2 separate regions of the Homo sapiens genome follow, and region 2 is linked to region 1. A link is a loop called in an ENCODE intact Hi-C map of the cell type or tissue named here. Cell type or tissue: IMR-90. All regions are shown on one strand.

Evidence for each region. A loop is a pair of places that touch in the nucleus more often than their neighbours do. Peaks named below come from ENCODE experiments on the same cell type or tissue, not always from the same donor. Only the 100,000 strongest peaks of a DNase experiment are listed, where the experiment ranks them.
Region 2: a loop joins it to region 1, with 4 times the contacts of the local background. A loop is called at or near these places in 20 of 110 quality-filtered maps.

Annotation. Positions count from the first base shown.
Region 1 is chr2:144,509,728-144,512,227 of GRCh38, forward strand. All of the region lies in intron 2 of ZEB2 (zinc finger E-box binding homeobox 2), which reads right to left. Among named protein-coding and RNA genes, the nearest start is that of ZEB2-AS1, 8.6 kb to the right of the region's middle. RefSeq lists enhancers at 565-1,480, 1,128-1,197, 1,228-1,277. In IMR-90, no CTCF peak of the experiment used is centred here; a DNase peak (open chromatin) is centred at 1,184; H3K4me3 peaks cover 872 bases; H3K27ac peaks cover 1,521 bases.
Region 2 is chr2:143,933,890-143,936,389 of GRCh38, forward strand. No RefSeq gene overlaps it. Among named protein-coding and RNA genes, the nearest start is that of QTMAN-AS1, 1.9 kb to the right of the region's middle. In IMR-90, no CTCF peak of the experiment used is centred here; a DNase peak (open chromatin) is centred at 1,212; H3K4me3 peaks cover 282 bases; H3K27ac peaks cover 1,854 bases.

The DNA.
Region 1 (2,500 bases):
AGACAGTCTAGGAGCAAGATAATGTCGCTGAAAAGTTGTCACGAGAGGTTTCTGCTCTTGCTGTGGTCTCATTCCAATACCATTAACTGCATGTTACTTTTGCATGTTGAAAATGGTGGCAAATAACACAGTAAAACCTGACAGGTCTGCCTGCGAGGGTTTAAACAGTTCCCAGGAAGGAGGCCTTTAGGCACAAACTTTCTCTCACAAGAGAACGTGAATACCACCAACCCCTCCCCTACAAATCCTGAAGCATCCAGTTTGAGATACAAAAAGGCTGTCATCTCACAAATGTTAAACATACTAAAAAAATCTGAAAAAAAAGTATGGAGAAGGTGTGAAAAACGTGGCACTTTACAGCCCTCAAAGCTTTTTAAAATAGCACAACTTTTCCCCCTAAAATTCTTTTCAGAGAATTTTTTTTTTCCTTTTTGGCTCATTTGAGAGTTTCTTCTTGGCTTTTTTCCCCTTTCATTTGAAAATATGAATTATCATAAAAAGTCAGGGGGAAAAATGGGAAAGTCTTTTCCAGTTTTCCTGAGGATTTATCAGTGTGTTCAGGCTGGGTGTGAGGACCCGTCACTGAAACCAGACCAGGGGCCCAGTCTCCAGCTCGCCCGTCCCTCCCACCCCCAGGGCCCTCACCTCTCTGGTCCGCTGGTAAACAATCAGACTTATTAAAGCCAAATCGTAGGCAGCACTTAAGGGCGGGAAGTCCACACACCTGACCCCAAATCTAACAGGCTTCTGGGGGAGAATTCGATCCCCTCCTGACACTTTTTACCTCAAGTGTTGAGCGGGTGGCCATGAATAGTACAGACATGCCATCTTGTAACACTATATGCCTGTCAGGAGGGACAGGGCCTGGTGGAGCATCAGCTATATAAGGCTGGTAACTAGGGGAAGCCCAACAAACAGCCACAAACACCTAAGTTATTTTACTCAGCTACTACCCTGTGCCTCTCTCTCTCTCTCTCTCTCTCTCTCTCTTTCTCTCTCTCTTTCTTTTCATCTTGGCTTTCTGTGGCAGAATGCAAATGGAGCCTGCCGGCGGTGAAAGGGCTGAATTGTGATTAAGAAGAAGAAGAGCTCCTTTCTTTGTTCTCCCCTCAGGGGATGTTTACTGGGAGAGACACAGCGGATCAGATATGAAAGGCATTCAGGTCAGCATTGATGTGAGCGAAAGTGAAATCATACCTAAGGCATTCAAAAGACCGCCGTGTCAGGGGTTCAGCTAACGGTGCAGCTACTGGGTGTGTGTGTGTCTTCCCGGAGAGGCAAAAATCTTTTCACAGACTGGCAGTTTTTTTCCCCTCTCTAATTTACTACAAAATTATAAAAGTTTTTCCCCCATTTGCCTCCCACCAGATGACACAAGAGTTGGTATTTTCTGTCTTCATGGACCACACGCGAAATCAGACCAACTTCTAATAACTGTTGTTTCCTAAATGAACCAGCAAGGCACCATCTGAACTGTGATTTTCTTTTAAACAGGTGTATTCATGTGGGCTACATATATGCATAATATGTAGGAGAGAACGGAAAGAAGAGAAAAGCCAAAAGATACACGCATGGATGGCTTTTCTTCTTACCTCCTCAGAGGAAACACAAGACAAAACACACACATGCACATACACAGCATAAAAACACTACAGAACACCTTAAAATGAAATCCTTTATTTACTTTGTAACTACTAGTTACACTTTTCCTGAGAGATTTCACTCTGACATGACTGTCACACAAGATAAAAGTATTTGGCACATAGCTATTAAGGCAAAGGCTTCCATGGAGCCTACTGATTATTATCGTTTTCCTTTTAAAAACTGCTTGATGAAGAAATACTTGGATCTTACTTTTTAAAAGTTTACCCTCCCCACAGCCCAAATAGTCATTCAATAGATTTTCCAAGTGGTAAGCTGATGCTGTTGGCATAAACAGAGCTATGTAAATATATACAAAATTCACAAATCACAGCAAACATACAAATAATGAGGAGGTGCCTGGATGTTTCAAGGCTTAAAAATGAAAAGGAAAATTACATTTCATCTTCTGATTGCTAAAGACAGAAAAGAAGTAAAGAGGGGGAATAGGGCTATATTTATTGGTTTAAATCATCCTTCCCTCTGCTCTGAATTATTTTTTTCAACCTTCACATCTTGGCTAAAAAGCATATTTGGGCTTATGTTAACATCTGCTTTTGTGGTGACATTTAATTCTGTATATTTTCAACTAGTGTTTCTGCATCACAGATTTTCCTCCTTTATCTCTTTGCTCTGAAAAGACAACCAAAGAGCAATCAAAAAGGTGTCTGACTTGGCCATTCAGACAATTGCCCCCTTGTGGGAATGCGGGAATGAATGGTACAGTGGACACCCCAGCACCATTGACGTTATAAACATGTAAATGAAACACATTAGGGCAGACAATCAATTGTCTGTGAGCATTGCAAACCTGCACTCCCTCTCTCTGTGACAGGCACAAAATAGTGTCTACCTTGGG
Region 2 (2,500 bases), 580 kb before region 1:
TGACCAGAAAGAAAACAAATAGACTTTCAAAATATAACATTTAGATTGAAAAAAAAAAAGTATAATGGGTCAGTTTGTTTACTTAGAGAAGGTATTCTTAATGTTCTTAATTATGTATGAGTACATAATCTAGGTTGGTACAATTTTAGATGAAGCTGCTAAAACTAAAATGTTTGAGAAAACAGATATTGCTAAATAGTACAGAGAAACCACTTTATACAGCACCATTTTTTCATTGAACACTCAACTGAGAAGTAAAACATCCAGAACATGCCCAGTTTATTGGGAGTTTGTTTTCATATTTCTGCATGTGTTTATAAAAGCATTTCAAGATGTAGCTTTTTACTGATTCTACCTTGTTAAAAAATCAATCAAGCAACCATCATTTGCTAATAAATGTTTTTATCACAGCTTTCAAACCTTTTTCAAGACATCTGAGCTCATCTTCACTTCCTCCTTCTTGAAAAAGAGACCCCATGGTGTGACACTCTAAAACCACCTCTGGATTTAAAACTATGGCTGCCTGGAATTGAAGGCCCAGTTGCTGAGATTCCCTGATTTGCAAAGCAAGGGAGAGTTCCTAACTGAATAACTTGAGTTTGTAACTAAAAACAAAAACAAAAACCTGCTCATCTATTGCAAGTAAGTATACTCCCTTTGTTACATGGTATGCAATTAGATGCCTTTGAAATAAAAGGTAAGTTAAATCAGAAGTCTCGGGGACAAGAAAATACTATTTTAAAACAGGGAGTGTCAGATGTTTTTCAATTCAGTACCAAAGGGTATTTCACAGGTAATTTCTCAGGGCTGATGTTAGCTAATTATTAGCTACCATATCCTGCCTGCCATTCTTAGTGACTATCTCCTGGCAGAAAGACACAGCTAGGAGTGTTTTGTTTCATTTGTCCTTGGAGTTTTTATCAGCATCAAGAAGGTGGACTGAGCCAAAGTTAGAAGAATTCTGGAGCTAAGCAAAAAGCGACACGTTTAACAGCCCCCATTAATTGGGGCTGTTACATGATTAATTTGAGAAAAACAGAAGAGACCGATTTCTTTACAACTCACAGTTGGATGCAACGCACTAAAAGTAATCCTGTAAATTACATTTTAAATCTCCAACATATTCCGAGCAGATAAAATAGTGGCATGATTGACCAAACTCCTTTTAAAAGTACACATATTACGATGCATCATAGTTATAAACAGATGGTATTTGGCCTCCTTCCTATTCTCAACATTTGGAATTTCTAAACTATGTGAATTAAACAATAATATTTTATAAACATACAAGGGATTTTGCTCACTGCTTTGTTAACATAGAAATTATACAATGCTGACATTTATTTAAATTTTAAAAAGTAAACAACAGTGTGCATCGAAATAAAGCAAACTAAAATCAACATAGAGAAGTATGTTCTGTGTGCGTACTACCTACAATGGCACTGGCCTTTTAAAGGGAAGACATAATGGGTTGAAGAACAAATTGTAGCATAGATCGGCCTAATCCCTTGTACTCCAAGGCTCATTTAACACCTCTCTGTAAACAACGGATATTTATACCATAATTGGCTATTTGACCATCAGTGTTCATTTACTATGTAACCTGCTATTATGGAGTTAAAAGAAGCTCCCCTTCATTGGCTCGTCAGCTTTCAGAGTAGCGAAAGTGTCCTCGCAGTTTTAAAAACACTTACACAAACGGGAATCAGTCTGACACTTGTACTCAGAATGAGAAACATTATCATGATATCAATAAGTATATATTTATTCTTTGGGGGATATTATTGCCAGAAAGAAAAGGAAATATATTAGATCTGAGTGTCATTTCCTAAGATTCTTTTCTAAAATTATAGCTTTAACCCTTTAGCCGCAGTTTGGAAGGGAGACCCATCTGCTGATTTGATGTACTAAATAGAAGGCACTTGGTTTCCAAACACTATTCTCAGATTCGCAAAGTTGCGCTGTGATGAATAAATAATGAATCAGATATTTCAATCCGTTTTATGATTTTTGAAAGCCCTGATTATCATTGTTTACAGTCTCTTCTTAATGCACTTCCCATGCGTTCTTGTTCAGCCTTCCAAGAGTTGGTTTATGTAGGCCACCCTCTCCCAACCTCGCTTTACTTTTGGACTGCTCTCACGTGTTAACCCACCCGCTCACACCTTTAAACCAGTTTGGGGAATATTTCAAATCTGAGGGGGGAAATCTTGAGCGACAGATGACAAGGAGTATTCGCAAACACTCCAGGCTAATGTTGCTTGTATTTGGTCACAGGTGTGCCCTGCTTTTGCGTACTATAATATCTCTATTGGTGAGAAAGAGGGAGAAAATTATGCTAAAACCACATGGATAGAAAGGAAAACGGCACTGCTGAAATCAGGAAGGATCAGCATTCCTTTTCTCCTATACATACGTGTGTATACTCAGATAAATAATGATAAATCACGGCAGTGTGAGGGAGGCTTTTAACAAAATACAAGCTTCAAAATAGGAATAT